2 separate regions of the Homo sapiens genome follow, and region 1 is linked to region 2. A link is a loop called in an ENCODE intact Hi-C map of the cell type or tissue named here. Cell type or tissue: IMR-90. All regions are shown on one strand. Each heading gives the region's core, and the rest is flanking DNA. Links, peaks and the distances in the headings are about the cores only.

The links. Peaks named below come from ENCODE experiments on the same cell type or tissue, not always from the same donor. Only the 100,000 strongest peaks of a DNase experiment are listed, where the experiment ranks them.
Region 1: a loop joins it to region 2, with 2.8 times the contacts of the local background. A loop is called at or near these places in 4 of 110 quality-filtered maps.

What each region holds. Positions count from the first base shown.
Region 1 is chr3:125,460,979-125,469,318 of GRCh38, forward strand. All of the region lies in intron 9 of SNX4 (sorting nexin 4), which reads right to left. Among named protein-coding and RNA genes, the nearest start is that of SNX4, 55 kb to the right of the region's middle. In IMR-90, for the core only: no CTCF peak of the experiment used is centred there; no DNase peak of the experiment used is centred there; H3K27ac peaks cover 153 bases.
Region 2 is chr3:125,581,511-125,589,850 of GRCh38, forward strand. OSBPL11 (oxysterol binding protein like 11) reads right to left here. Exons shown (of 13, transcript NM_022776.5): 2 at 1,400-1,468. Among named protein-coding and RNA genes, the nearest start is that of OSBPL11, 9.8 kb to the right of the region's middle. In IMR-90, for the core only: CTCF peaks have their summits at 1,427 (motif pointing left) and 4,301 (motif pointing left); a DNase peak (open chromatin) is centred at 4,271.

The sequences.
Region 1 (8,340 bases), core at 234-8,233, 120 kb before region 2:
ACTTTGGGAGGCCAAGAAGGGCAGATCACTTGAGGTCAGGAGTTCGAGACCAGCCTGGCCAACGTGGTGAAACCCTGTCTCTACTAAAAATACAAAAATTAGCCGGAAGTGGGGGCGGGTGCCTGTAATCCCAGCTACTTGGGAGGCTGAGGCAGGAGAATCTCTTGAACCCGGGAGGAGGAGGTTGCAGTGAGCCAAGATCATACCAGTGCACTCCAGCCTGGGTGACACAGCAAGACTCTGTCTCAAAAACAAACAGACAAACAAACAAACAAAAAACAGCAATTCTAAGTGTGGCCCACAGATAATTTGCTACCCATCAGTGATGTTGTAAGTACAGACAGTGAGAATTAGCGTTTAGAATCACTGACAGCAATGTGTAATTACCATGATGATTTTATTGAATTTTACCAAAATGTTTTGGTCAGCAATGACTTAGAAATAAACAAACAAAAAAATGGTCTTTTTCATAGGCAGTTTAAGAAGCTTGTAAGACTGTAATATCTTTTGTTCAAAGACATACATAAAAGGGCTACAAAATCTGTAGAAAGAATAAGAGTTTGGTATAATTGGTATACATATGTTCTTGGTTGCAATTATTTATTATAATGATGCCAAATAGCTACAAAAGAAAAAGTAGAGTAAATAAAGGTTGGAGAAAATTTTAGAAGCTTATTTTATACTAATTTTTTTTTTTTTTTGAGACGGAGTCTCACTTTGTCGCCCAGGCTGGAGTGCAGTGGCGCGATCTTGGCTCACTGCAAGCTCTGCCTCCCGGGTTCACGCCATTCTCCTGCCTCAGCCTCCCAAGTAGCTGGGACTACAGGTGCCTGTCACCACGCCCAGTTAATTTTTTGTATTTTTAGTAGAGAAGGGGTTTCACCGTGTTAGCCAGGATGGTCTCGATCTCCTGACCCACTCGCCTCAGCCTCCCAAAGTGCTAGGATTACAGGCGTGAGCCACAGCGCCCGGCCATTTTATACTAATTCTTAATAGCAACCTCTGCTTTGATTGGGAGACTCCCTCAATGTCATCCCAGTTTCATTCCTGCGCATGAGTCTTCATTTGTACAGAATGTGATGGCTCCCACATTGCTTCTCCAAACCATACAAGCACATGTCTCAACACCTCTAGGAAATTTTCCCAGACTGCTTTAGTCTTTAGTCATCATTCTACTTTCGTTCCCTTATCAACAATTTGAACTTAAATTTTATCAAAGTCATATCCCATGTGTTGGTTTTTTTAAAAGTGATTCTTATTTATTTGAATTATCTATTTGTTGAGCATCTACAATGTGCCAATTGATAGGCTGACTGTGACAAATCTAGTGACAAGAGAAAACTCGGTACTAAAGCCAGGGCAGATGGAAAAGCTGTAACTGGAGATTGTACACTAGAACCCAGGAGTTCGAGACCAGCCTGGGCAACATGGCAAGACCCTGTCTCTACAAAAAATACAAAAATTAGCTGGACATGGTAGTGCATGCCTATAGTCCCAGGTGCTCAGGAGGCTAATTTGGGAGGAATGCCTGAGCCCAGGAGGTCCAAGGCTGCAGTGAGCTGTGAATGTGCCATTGTATTCAAGCTGGGGTGACAGAGTTAGACTCTGTCTCACCAAAAAAAAAAAAAAAAAAAAAAAGAGAGAAGAAACCATAGCTGATACAAGGTATTGTAATTTAATATAAAATTGTATGAAATACATGGCAAGTTGCAGTTTATCAGATACATTTAATTACACACACCATTCCACTGTTTAGTTCCTTTTAGATTGACATTAGATAAGGAATTACCAGATCTAGATAATGCAGGACAAGTGAGCCCCAAAATTGGAGGTTAGCCCAGGAGGGTTATCAGCTTCGCCCAGGAAAGAATTCAAGGGTGAGCCGGTGGTGTCAGGTGGAAACCTTTTATTGAAGAGCACTGCTCCTTGAGGAGCAGGACTAACTCATAGGCAGTACACCTAGAGTCGGCCTCGTGTGTTGGTTTTATTTCTCTGATAGCATTGTAAATTCCATAAGGACAGGGGCTATGTGTATGTACTACTTCTGTGTGATACAACAGGTATCCTTCTTTCAAATTAATTCTGGTTCCTTCGCATGGACACACTTTATGTCTCTAGACCTGCCTCATCAAGTTTATTGAAGTTGTAAGACAAAATAAACAAAACTATGCTAAGGGTCATTTGAAAAGCAATGTGCTTACAGGATTTATGTAAGCAGTGAACATATACATTCTGTAAGTACAAACTTACAGCTATGAGAGTGAATAATTTCTTATATGTGACTGGAAAAAAGTCTTGAGAATCACTATTAAGAGTAGGAAAACCTGCCTTTAGTTCCTAAGTCTATGATTCTGGAAGAGTTAATGTGAAGAAAACAAAGAGGACTTGTGGCCTGAAGATAGGAAACACAGTGTAGGGAGAAACTGGAACATCCTAGGGTGGGGAAGTATAAATGATAAAGATTTTTAGATCTCAGTACTCAGAATTTTATTTAACACTTTCATAAATCAACTGAAGGGATAATCCTAAATTCTTGGAAACATTGAAATGCCAAATCAAGAGACCACAGGACAACTTAGGGTTAAACAAAATAGTTGAAAAAAGTAGCTAGTTGGTTTGGAACATGGCCTAAGGAAAAGTAATATTTAGATAAACACATTTTTTCTTTTTTCTCTCCTAGCTTTAAAGTATAATTAAAGAACTGTATGTATTTACAGTGTACAATGTGATGTTTTGATGTATGTATACATCATGAAATGATTAAATGAAGCTAATTAACATATCCATCACCTGACATACTTGGCATTATTTTTGTGGTGAGAATATTTAAGATCTATTTTTTGTCTTTTTGAATCACAGGAGTTCTTTCTATACTATGGTTAGAAATGTTTGCTCCTATACTTGCTTCTTCACTGTCTTAATAGTGTCGCTTTTTAAAAAATAGTAAAGGCCTGGCGGGGTGGCTCATGCTTGTAATCCCAGCACTTTGAGAGGCTATGACGGTGGATTACTTGAGCCCAGGAGTTTGAGACCAGCCTGGGTAACACAGTGAGACCCTGTATCAATTTATATTAAAATTTTAAAAAATAGTAAAACATACATAATATAAAATTTACCTTGTTAATAATTTTTAAGTATACAACTCAGTGGTATTAAGTATATATACACTGTTGCATAATCATTACCACCACCCACCTCCATAATTTTCTCATCGTCTGCAACTGAAACTCTGCACCCCATTTAACTCTCAATTTCTTGCTCCTTCAATGGTATCAAATGGTAAATTGGTCATCAAAATTTAAACAAAAATTTTAAATTTGATGAAGACCAATTTGCCATTTAAAGTAATTTTTTCTTTTCATATCCTTCTTAACAATGTTTTCCACTATAAGCTATACTTTTACCTTTTACAATTATGTGTATGAGCCGAATTGAATTAGTTTTGTGTCAAGTGTAAGATAAGGCTCAAGGTTTTTTTTTTTCCATGTAGATATCCAGTTATTCCAACACCATTTGTTGAAATGAGCTATAGAAGTGTGAGTCTATTTCTGTACAGAATTCTGTTCCATTGATCTATTTATCTTTCTTTTTTTTTTTTTTTTTTTTTTTTTTGAGACACAGTCTCACTCTCACCCAGGTTAAAATGCAGTGACAGGATCATGACTCAACTGCAGCCTTGACTTTCTGGGCTCAAGTGATCATCCCACTTCAGCCTCCCGAGTAGCTGGGAGTACAGGTACATGCCACCACTCCCTGCTAATTTTTGTAGTTTTGGTTTTTTTGAGACAAAGTCTTGCTCTGTCACCCAGGTTGGAGTGCAGTGGTGCAATCTTAGGCTCACTGCAACCACTGCCTCCTTGGGTTCAAGTAATTCTCCTGCCTCAGCTTCCTGAGTAGCTGGGACTACAGGTGCACATCACCACACCTGGCTAATATTTATATTTTTAGTAGAGACAGGGATTCACCATGTTGACCAGGCTGGTCTTAAACTCCTGACCTCACATAATCCACCCACCTTGGCCTCCCAAAGTACTAGGATTACAGGCTTGAGCCACCATGCCGGGCCTAATTTTTGTAGTTTTTTGTAGAGACAGGGTTTTGCCATGTTGCCCAGGCTGATCTCAAACTCCTGGACTCCAGGGATCTACTCACGTTTGCCTGCCAAAGAGCCGGGATCACAGCATGAGCCACTGTACCTGGTCAATCTGTTTAACTTTATGCCAATACCTCACTATCTTCATAACTTAGCTTTATAGTAAATCTTTTTTTTTTTTTTGGGAGGTGGGGACAGAGTTTCACTCTTGTCACCCAGGCTGGAGTGCAATGGTGCAATCTCGATTCACTGTAGCCTCCGCCTCCTGGGTTCAAGTGATTCTCCTGCCTCAGCCTCCTGAGTAGCTGGGATTACAAGCGCCTGCCACCACACCTGGCTAATTTATTTTGTATTTTTAGTAGAGATGGGGTTTCGCCATGTCAGCCAGGCTGGTCTTGAGCTCCTGGTCTCAGGTGATTCACCCGCCTCAGCCTCCCAAAGTGCTGGGATTACAGGTGTGATACACTGTGCCCGGCCTAGTAAATCTTGAAAGTAATATATTCCAGTTTTGTTCTTTGTCAAGATTGTTGTAGCTATTCTAGGTTCTTTAAATGTCCATATAAACTTTTACTTTTTATTTTATTTTTTTGAGACAAAGTCTCACTCTGTCACCTAGGCTGGAGTGCAGTGGTGTGGTCTCGGCTCACTGCAACCTCTGCCTCCCGAGTTCAAGTGATTCTCCTGCCTCAGCCTCCCAAGTGGCTAGGACTATAGGCATGCGCCACCACACCCGGCTAATTTTTGTATTTTTAGTAGAGACAGGGTTTCACCATGTTGGCCAGCCTGGTCTCAAACTCCTGACCTTAAGTGATCCACCTGTCTCGGCATCCCAAACAGCTGAGATTAAAAGTGTGAGCCATTGTGCCCGGCCCATGTAAACTTTAGAATTAGCAATTTGGGGAGAACTGACATCTTAACAATGCCTTCCAATCCATGAACATAGTTTATCTTTCCATTTATTTAGGTTTTAATTTCTCTCAGCAATGTTTTATGTAGTTTTCACTGTAGAGGTCTTTCATATCTTTCATTAAATTAATACCTAAGTTTTATGTTTTGATGTTATCATAAATAGCATTATTTTAAATTTTTTATTTTCAAATTGTTGCTAGTATATAATAGATTTTTAGATATTAAACTTGCATCCTGCATCTTAATTAAATTCAGTTGTTGGTTAGCCATATGCAGATTTAAACTGGACCCCTTCCTGTTATCACATACAAAAATCAACTCAAGATAGACTAAGGACTTAAATGTAAAACCTATAACTATTAACAAAAAAAAAAAAAAGAAAACCTAGTAAATACCATTTGGGACATAGGCTATGGCAAAGATTTCATGATGAAGACTCCAAAAGCAATTGCAACAAAACAAAAAATGACAGTTGGGACCTAATTAAACTAAAGAGCTTCTGCACAGCAAAAGAAACTATAAACAGAGTAAACAGATAACTTACGAAATGGGAGAAGATATTCCCAAACTATGTTATCTGACAAAGGTTTAATATCCAGAATCTATAAGGAACTTAAACAAATTAACAGGCAAAAAACAGCTCAATTTAAAAATGGGCAAAGGAGGCCAGGCGTGGTGGCTCACACCTGTAATCCCACACTTTTGGGAGGTTGAGGCAGGAGAATCGCTTGAACTGGGGAGGAGGAGGCTGCAGTAAGCTGATAGCACCACTGTTCTCCAGCCTGGGAGACAGAGTAAGACTCTGTTTAAAAAAAGAAAAAAAGCCGGACGCAGTGGCTCACGCCTATAATCCCAGCACTTTGGGAGGCTGAGGTGGGCGGATCATGAGGTCAGGAGTTTGAGACCAGCCTGGCCAATATGGCAAATCCCCGTCTCTACTAAAAATACAAAAATTAGCTGGGTGTGGTGGCACATGTCTGTAGTCCCAGCTACTTGGGAAGCTGAGGCAGAAGAATCACTTGACCCCGGGAGGTAGAGGTTGCAGTGAACTGAGATGGTGCCACTGCATTCCAGCCTGGGTGAAAGAGTGAGACTCTGTCTTCCAAAAAAAAAAAAAAAAAAAGGGCCAGGTGCGGTGGCTTACCCCTGTAATCCAAGCACTTCGGGAGGCTGAGTTGGGCAGATCACTCAAGCCCAGGAGTTTGAGACCAGTCTGGCCAAAATGGCAAAACCCTGTCTCTACTAAAAATACCAAAATTAGCCGGGTGTGGTGGTGGGCGCCTGTAATCCCAGCTACTCGGGAGGCTGAGTCAGGAGAATTGCTTGAACCTGGGAGGCAGAGGTTGCAGTGAGCCAAGATTGCGCCACGGCACTCCAGCCTGGGTGACAGAGTGAGACTCCATCTCAGAAAAAATGAAAACAAAAATAAACATAAAAATAAAGGAGTGGGGGGAAGGATATGAACAGATACTTCTCAACAGAAGACATACATGTGGCCAACAAACATGAAAAAATACTCAACATCATTAAATAAATGAAAATCAAAACCACAATGAGATACCATCTCACGCTAGTCAGAATGGTTATTATTATTATTTTTTTTAACTTAAATAACAGAGACTTGTTCTTGCTATGTTTCCCAGGCTGGTCTTGAACTCCTAGGCTCAAGAGATCTGCCCACCTCAGCCTTCTACAGTGCTGGGATTACAGGCGTGAGCCACTGCACCTGGCCAGAATGGTTATTACTAAAAGGTCAAAAAATAACATGCTGGCAAGGTTGCAGAGAAAGAGGAACACACACTGCTGTTGGGAAAGTAAATTAGTTCAGCCACTGTGAAAAGCAGTCTAGAGATTTCTCAAAGAACTTAAAATAGAAGTACCATTCAACCCAGCAGTCTCCCAGTACTGGGTCTATATCCCCCAAAATATAAATTATTCTACCATAAGGATACATGCACGCCTGTGTTCACTGCAGCAGTATTCACAATAGCGAAGACATGGAATCAACCTAAATGCCATGAACGGTGGACTGGATAAAGAAACTGTGGTACATGTATACCATGGAATACTACACAGCCATGTAAGAGAATAGATGCAGCAATAAGGATGCAGCAACATGGATGCAGCTGGAGGCCATTATCCTAAGTGAATTAACACAGGAACAAAAAACCAAGTATCACATATTCTCATTTATAAGTGGGAGTTAAACATTCAGTACACGTGGATTACAAAGAAGAGAACAACAGAAATCAATGCCTACTTAAGGGTGGAGGTTAGGAGGAGGGTGAGAATCGAAAAACCACCTCTCAGGTACTAAGCTTACTGGGTGATGAAATGATCTGTACACCAAATCCCCATGTCAGGCAATTTACAAACCTGCACATGTAACCCCTGAACCTATAATAGAAGTTGGAAAAAATAAAATTAATTCAGTTGTTGGCCAGGTGTGCTGGCTCCCGCCGCTAATCCCAGCACTTTGGGAGGTTGAGATGGGAGAATCCCTTGAGGCCAGAAGTTTGAGACCAGCCTGGGAAACACAGCAAGACCCCATCTCTAAAAAAAGAAAAAAAAAAATTTAATTCAATCTGGGAACAGCGGCTCATGCCTGTAATCCCAGCACTTTGGGAGGCCAAGGCAGGAGGATTGCTTAAGGCCAGGAGTCCAAGATCGACCTGGGCAACATAGCAACACTCTGCCTCTACAAAAAAATAAAAAATAATTAGCCAGGCGTGGTGGCATGCACCTGTAGTCCTAGCTACTTGGGAGGCTGAGGTGGAAGGTGTGCTTGAGCCCAGAAGGTTGAAGCTGCAGTGAGCTGTGATTGTACCAATACCCTCCAGCCTGGGCAACAAAGTAAGACCTAGTCTCTTTAAAAAAAAAAAAAAAAAAAAATCAGTTGTTAGTTCTACAATGTTTTTGGTTGATTGTTTATGGTTTTCTGTGTAAAAGACCTTTCAACTGAAAATATAGTTTTGCTTCTTCCTAATATTTAGGGCTCTTATTTAATTTTCTTGTCTCACCATATTGAGTAGGACCTCCAGTACAATGTTTACTAAAAGCGGCAAGAGCAAACAACCTTGCCTTTTTCTTGACCTTAAGAGAAAGCCTCAATATTTCACTATTAAGTACAATATTGGCTATAAATTTTAGACTGAGAAAATTCCCTTTTATTCCTAGTTGATGAGACTTTTTACTGTAAATGGGTGTTAAAATTCATCAAATGCTTTTTCTACATGTATGGAAATGAACATACCTTCAATGTTTTCATCTTCATTCTGTTAAAATATGAATTAGATGGATTTTCAAATGTTAAACTAACTTTGCATTCCTGAGATAAA
Region 2 (8,340 bases), core at 114-8,113:
CACGGTGAAACCCCGTCTCTACTAAAATACAAAAAACTAGCTGGGCGAGGTGGCGTGCACCTGTAATCCCAGCTACTTGGGAGGCTGAGACAGAAGAATCACATGAACCCTGGAGGCAGAGGTTGCGGTGAGCTGAGATTGCACCACTACACTGCAGCCTAGGTGACAGAGTGAGACTCCATCTCAAAAAAAAAAAAAAAAAAAAAAAAGTAACTCTAAAAAGGGCTGGATGAGTTGAGATTGCTTGAATCCAGGAGTTCGAGACCAGTCTGGCCAACATGGCAAAACCCTGTCTTTACAAAAAAAAATACAGAAATTAGATGGGTGTGGTGGTGCATGCCTGTAGCTCCAGCTACTTAGGAGGCTGGGGCAGGAGGATGATTTCAGCCCGAGGTGGAGGTTACAGTGAGCTGAGATCATGCCACTATACTCCAGCCTGGGCAACAGAGCAAGACCCTGTCTCAAAAATAATTAATTAATTAATTAATATAAAATAAAAAGTAACTCTAAAAAGTTTTAAACTTTTAAAATTCATGTTGGGTGGCCAGGTGTGGTGGCTCACGCCTGTGATCCCTGCACTTTGGGAGGCCAAGACGGGTAGATCACCTGAAGTCAGGAATTCGAGACCAGCCTGACCAACATGGTGAAACCCCGTCTCTATTAAAAATACAAAAATTAGCTGGGTATGGTGGCGCATGCCTGTAATTCCAGCTACTCAGGAGGCTGAGACAGAAGAATCACTTGAACCCCGGAGGCAGAGGTTACAGTGAGCCGAGATCATGCCATTGCACTCCAGCTGGGTGACAGAGCGAGACTCCGTCTCAAAAAAAAAAAAAAAATTCATGTTTGGGTTTGGAGAAGTCTGGCATTCTACGTTAGCCTGTTCTATAATAGAACTTGGTAGACAATTTGATCCCGTTTAATATGCCTGCCCCACAACTACAATTCTATAAAGTATTTGAGATAGCTGGTTTTCCTGCTTCCTGACAGCTTGTGTGACCCTTGGCTGGTTACTTAACCTCTTCAAGATCCCAGAGAAGCTGTGAATCTGGCATAAGATGGGAACCTAACACAAATGTGTTTGCTGTCTCCAAACCCCTATTTCTCTTCCCCTAAGAACCTAACTTCTGCAAGTATACAATGCCCAAGCCAGGTAACAAGTGATTCTAATCCTCATTTAATAGTAACATCTGAGGCATTTAGAGGCTGCTACTTGGACAGATGTCAACTTTTCCCACCCTCTAAGAAGAAGTCACCAAACTTTTAGAAGCTGTGGGAAATCCTTCTCTAAAAGGTTTCCCAGCCATGTCTGTCTAAAGTAATATCAAAATATAAAATTATTGGGCCCTATTCCTGCTCTCTTAGGAGAGACTGATGTGACACAAATAATCACACTTACCTGTACTGCCACCCAGTGACAAGGTTGGTATACTTCATTAAATAGCCATACACATTTTCCATGTGATCACTATTTCAAAATGAAAAAGCCAAAGTTAGTAAAAATTAGAAGAAATCCCAGGAGGATAATGGTACAATTTTCAAAATAGCTGCAGATACATATATGCTCTATAAATGCCTCAAATTTTATTGAGAAGTAAAATGTATAGGTCAACAGAGGCATTTAATCTCCCAAATTTCATATCTATAGGACTTCATCAATTTCCTCAAAACAAGTACAATACCTCATAAATTATATATTATTATAAATATTCCAAATGTAAAATCATTATACAAATATAAAATTACATAAACATAAAACAAATATACTATAAGTATTATAAGTGGGATGGCCGGGCACAGTGGCTCGAACCTGTAATCCCAGCACTTTGGGAGGCCAAGGCAGGAGGATCACTTGAGGTCAGGAGTTCAAGACCAGCCTGGTCAACATGGCGAAAACCCATCTCTACTAAAAATACAAAAATTCATCGGGCGTGGTGGTGTGTGCCTGTAGTCCCAGCTACTTGGGAGGCTGAGGCAGGAGAATCACTTGAACCCAGGAGGTGGAGGCTGCAATGAGCTGAGATCTCACCACTGCACTCCAGCCTGGGCAACAGAGTGAGACTCCGTCTCCAAAAAAAAAAAAAAAAAAAAAAAAAAGGGCTGAGTGCAGTGGCTCACACATGTAATCCCAACACTTTGGGAGATCAAGATAGGGGGATCACTTGAGCCCAGGAGTTTGAAACCAGACTGGGCAACATAATGAGACACTGTCTCTCTTTATTAAATACGTAAAATAAATAAATAAGAATAATAAATAAAGCCCACAACTAGAGGAAAGAATTCTTCTGTAGAAATACAGCCACTTGGGTTTCTGCTAGAGTTCTTATACTTCCGGCCCAGGTCGCAATCAAGTTGTTTATTTCAGTTATTTTGAGATACATTGCTTAGAAAAGCAGAGAGCTATATTTTTTGTTTGGCTCCCCTATCTTCCCCAGGCTTCAGGCTTAAGCAGCTCTTTGAGGCCATAGAAAACCCAATGCCCCAGACTCTGTCTCAAAAAAATTCCCTAAAGAGCTCCTCCTCTGTTTTAGGTACTTAGTACACAGCTCAGCTTCCCGAAAAACTTATTCTTGGCCGGGCATGGCAGCTCACGCCTGTAATCCCAGCACTTTTGGAGGCCGGGGCAGGTGGATCACCTAAGGTCAGGAGTTCGAGACCAGCCTGGCCAACATGGTGAAACCCCATCTCAACAAAAAATACAAAAAATTAGCCAGGTGTGGTGGCACGTGCCTGTAATCCCAGCTACTTGTGAGGCTGAGGCAGGAGAATCGCTTGAACCCAGGAGGCAGAGGTTACAGTGAGCCGAGACTGCACCACTGCACTCCAACCCGGGTGGCAGAGTGAGACTCCATCATAAACAAAAACAAAAATAAAAAAACAGAAAAACTTACTCTTTCTCCATTCTGTCCAGTTGCTCCATAATCTGAATATTTGCTTACATTCTGCATCAATCCATAAGAGGTTTGAGGTAGTATACAACCTAAATATTTTCTCAAAGTGCCAAGATATTTCATAATTCGCCATTTTGGGAACTACTCTTTAATCTAGGTTCTCTACACCAAGCTTTCATTACTACATAAATGTCAAGTCATAGCCATTAGCATGTAATAAAAAATATCACAACTGAGTTACAGTTCAATTCCTCTGGCTTTAAGACTGTATGTATTCTTCAAATGTATGTGAACTATGGGGCAAAACCTTCTTAAAACCTTATATATACTTACCTATACCTGAGAAAAACAAAATTTTTATTTCAAAGCAATAAACAAAATACATCATCTTTATTTAGTCACTACTCTCATATTACTGAAGGTACTCCCCATTTTGGTCATATCTAATTATCTATATCACTCATTTAACAGCTCAAGTGACCCTCCTACCTCAGCATCTGAGTAGCTGCAACTACAGGAACGTACAACCATGCCCAGTTAATTTTTAATTATTTTTGTGGGGATGGGGGGGTCTCACTATGTTGCCCAGGCTGCTCTCAAACTCCTGGGCTCAAGCGATCTTTCCACTTTGGCTTCCTAAAGTGTTGGGATTACAGGCATGAGCCACAAATTTTTTAAAGTGTACAATTTCAGTAACATCAATCGCTAAAAAGATCCCACGTGTATCTCTTTTTTTTATTTTTAATTGCGACAGAGTCTCGCTCTTTTGCCTAGGCTGGAGTGCAGTGGTGTGATCTCAGCTCACTGCAACCTTCGCCTCTGGGGCTCATGCGATTTTTCTGCCTCTGCCTGCCAAGTAGCTGGGACTACAGGCACCTGCTACCATGCCCACCTAATTTTTGTATTTTTAGTAGAGATGGAGTTTCGTAAAGATGGGTTGGCCAGGCTGGTCTCAAACTCCTAGCCTCAAGTGATCAGCCTGCCTCAGCCTCCCAAAGTGCTGGGATTATAGGTATGAGCCACTGTACCTGGCTCTAAGTGTATCTTCATATTTCACATCATAGTAATGTTCTGTTTAATTTTCTAATGTTATTAATATTTTGCTGATTCATATATCTAAAGAGTTAGCTTTCTGAAAAAAAAAAAAACAAAACTATAAGGATATTGACATGGTTTATTTGGTAGTAGCATAAAGTTAGTTTCAAAAGAGGCAGAAATTCAAGTAAGTAAACTGCTGGCTTATTTTTATTATATAAAACAGCTGTCTCCAGGTTACAAAGAACCAACTTGAAAACATCCTATTCTTTGGAACAGCTGGTTGCAATGTCCCTCCCTCATTCTTCCCCTTTTCCATGTATCCCAAGAAATAGCCACTATCGAAGGCAACCAGCTGGTGTGGAACAACTGTGCCATCTGGTGGTCAGCATAAAAAGTGCTCTGTGACTGAACATCTGATTCACACTTTCTTTTCTTCTACTGTCTTATAATTGAGTTACTACACAGTATCTCTAACTCTCATGCTTTATTCCTATCTAAAATGTGTGAATTTTCAGGGCCTGGTGTAGTGCCTCATGCCTGTAATCTCAACACTTTGGGAGGCCAAGGTGGGACAATTCCTTGAGTCCAGGAGTTTGAGACCAGCCTGGGCAACATAGGGAGACCCACCCCATCTCTAAAAACAGTAAATAAAATAAAATGTGCAAATTTTTATAGAATATTTTTAATGTGTGTCTGTTAATATTAATAAAATCTAGCTACTGAAGTGGGAACATACCACATATCTGATTATATTATACTATTTTGTGTTCTATAAAATAGAAGTGATGGTCCAAAACAGACTAATACACTAAAAAATAAGCTATGATAAAGTTAATTTCTTCTTCAGTCCTCCAAAAACTTCACTGCTCAAGAAACTGGGTATATTTCTAATCTTTTAAACTTGTTAACATTTAATTGGGATTAGTAGTGGAAGCTGATAGTCTATAAAAATAACTGATTAAACTGTGCTAAGTGGCTTTATTATATTGTGTTTAGTTTGATACTCATTTTCTCTTAAATATCTTAAAAATAACTGCTTCAATTCTTTAATCTCCATTACTATAACATACATATTTCTTTTTTTTTTTTTTGAGATGGAGTCTCGCTCTGTCACCCAGGCTGGAGAGCAGTGGTGCAATCTTGGCTCACTACAACCTCCGCCTGCTGTGTTCAAGTGATTCTCCTGCCTCAGCCTCCCGAGTAGCTGGGAGTACAGGTGCGTGTGTGCCACCATGCCTGGCTACTTTTTCTATTTGTAGTAGAGACGGGGTTTCATCATGTTGGTCAGGCTGGTCTCGAACTCCTGACCTCGTGATCCGCCTGCCTCGGCTTCCCAAAGTGCTGGGATTATAGGCGTGAGCCACCGTGCCCGGCAATATACTTATTTCTCAACCTTTCTTTATCAGACTTAAGATAGATAAAAGTTTTTAAAATTAAGCTACCTTTTAAACAGTTTCAAATCCTTTCAACTCAAAACAATTACTCAATACCTACTAAAGCACAGCACTCTGAAAAACCATTGAAAAGCATAAGAAAATCAAAAAGGCAATAACTAATAACTCTCCATCTCAAATCTATAATCTAATCTAAGAGAAATATATCTCCTTGAAGAAAAAGGCAGTAACATGGGTTCCTGCTACTGGAAAAGACACACAATGGGACTACATTTGCAGCTGCCATACAAATAAAAAAGGCATTAAACAAATACAGAGGATTCAGTAGTGAGTGAGAAGGCTGAAATGACTAGATTTGATGACTGATTAGATGTGAAGTGAGACAGAAAGAATGAAAGTGAGAGAGAAAGGACAAGAGCAACACTCAGATTTCCAGCTGGAACAACTGGGTGGATAACTAATGCCTTCACTGAGATAGGGATCGCAGAGAAATTTTGGATTTGTTCCAACTTAAGATGTTAAATTTAATGAACCTGCAGGACTATACAGGGAGATATCCAGTAAGGCAGCATGATTAGGGCTTGGTAGTCATCAGCATATAAGCATATAACTGGTATTTGAAGTTACAGCAGTAAATAAGGTCACTCAGGAAGTATTACGAAATGGCAAGAGATGGGCAGGGTCTAAGAGAGATCTCTAAGGAAAAGTTTTAAGGGCAAGGGGAATACAGAGAAGAAATCAGGAACAACTGAGTAGTGGGAAGAAAACTAGGAGTATGGAAAGACAGAAACCAGAGAAAGTGTTTCAAGATAAGTCTGTGGTCAAGAATATTCAGTGGGCAGGTGCCTTCACTCACACCTGTAATCCCAGCACTTTGGGAGGATCACTTGAGCCAGGAGTTTGAGACCAGCCTGGGCATCACAGTGAGATCCTGTCTCTACAAAAAAAATTAAAAATTAGCCAGGCAGGGTGGCACACACCTGTAATCCCAGCTACTCAGGACACTGAGATGGGAGGATTGCTTGAGCCCAGGAAGTGGAGGCTGCAGGGAGCTGCAATCGTGCCATTGCACTCCAGCCTGGGAAACAGAGCAAGACTCTGTCTCAGGCCAGGCACAGTGGCTCATGCCTATAATCCCAGCACTTTGGGAGGCTGAGGTGGGTGGATCACTTGAGGTCAGGAGTTCAAAACCAGCCTAGCCAACATGGTAAAACCCTATCTCTACTAAAAATACAAAAATTAGCTGGGCGTGGTGGTGCATGCCTGTAGTCCCAGCTACTTGGGAGGCTGAGGCAGGAGAATTGCTTGAAACTGGGAGGCGGAGGTTTCACTGAGCCAAGATCCTGCCACTGTACTCCAGGCTGGGCGTCAGAGTAAGACCCTGTCTCAAAAAAAAAAAAAAAAAAAAAGAGAAGTTCAGTGCTACTGATAAAGTAAGATATGACAAAGACTGAGAAGACTCATTAGACTTAAAACCCAGAGATAACAGTTTAATGGAATGATGAGGGCAGTCAGCTGGAAGTAACATCAGAGGTTGACGATAATGTCAAGAGGTTCTCCAGCTTGTAGACAACTGAGCTATGGGATTTCTCAGGCTCCACAGTCATATGAGCCAATTCCTCATAATCTCTCTCTATATATATCTACCTATTGGTTCTATTTTCCTGGAAAAGCCAAATAGCGATACCTTAAGGTATTTAACTACAGGCAGGAATCCAAGTTGTAGTCAGTAAATATGAGGTACCAGGCAAGTCACATGTCAAAATCCATACTTTCAACTAGGCAAAAAGTATCCTCCCAAAAGGCTTAGCACTTTGGTCCATTCTCTGGATAAGAAATAGCATGAAGCGGGGAGTGGCTTGCTTAGCTGAGGAAAAGGCTAATGACATTAAGAGATATTCCTCGCAACAGCTAGTGTGTAGCCTGGGATATAATGTTTATTTGCTGAATGAATTAAGCAATGGGAAGAAAGAAACAGAATTTTTCTATGAAGCCATGAGGCAATTCTCAGTAACCTGCCCACCTCCTCCCCAAAAAATTCAACTCGCAGACTGTATACTCAAAATCGCAAACAAAATAAAGTCTAACTGTATTTTAATCTATGACAAAAAGTATAAAGTCAAGAGAGGGGTCCTCCCTCCTGCCAAGAGTCTTAAAAATGTTAGCACTCTTTGGCCCTAGAATTTCACTTTTAGGTATCCCATCTATGACAAATGATTAGAAATGTAGACAAAGCCGGGTGCGGTGGCTCACGCCTGTAATCCCAGTACTTTAAGAGGCCTAGGCAGGCAGATCGCCTGAGGTCAGGAGTTCGAAATCAGCCTGGCCAACATGGTGGAACCCCGTCTCTACCAAAAATATAAGAATTAGCCGGGTGGCACCTGCCTGTACCCAGCTACTCGGGAGACTGAGGCACAAGAATCGCTTGAACCCAGGAGGCAGAGGTTGTGGTGAGCCAAGATTGCACCATTGTGCTCTAGCCTGGGCAACAAGAGTGAAACTCCATCTCAAAAAAAAAAAAAAAAAACAAAACAGAAAAGATATGTAGTGCAAAAATGTAAGGAAACTAAGAAATCACAGCACATTATTAATAAACCAACTCTTGCTCCTCAAGACTTGGTATATTTTTAACTAGATTTTGGAATAATATTTTATAGTTTCCAGTTACATGCCTACAATTATCTTTCTCTTGTTTTTACCAGCATCTATAGCAGATGTCAGATACAGAAAACAAAAACTAGAGTGTAGAAATATGTATCAATTTTCCTTTAACCCCTGCAGAGGAAAAAAAAAAAAAAAGCAGACATTTATGACTTTTTCTTCAAATCAACTCAGAAGAAGAGGTAAAACCTCTAAGACCATGAACATTCATTTATATTTAGGCCAATCTCATTTTCCCATCCGCGAACAGGCACTTTTCCTTATAATAGTATTGACAGTGGAAGAAACCACAAAATTATTGTGGTCTGACCACAAAAATTATTTCTATACTACACATTTGCAGACTTTTACACATT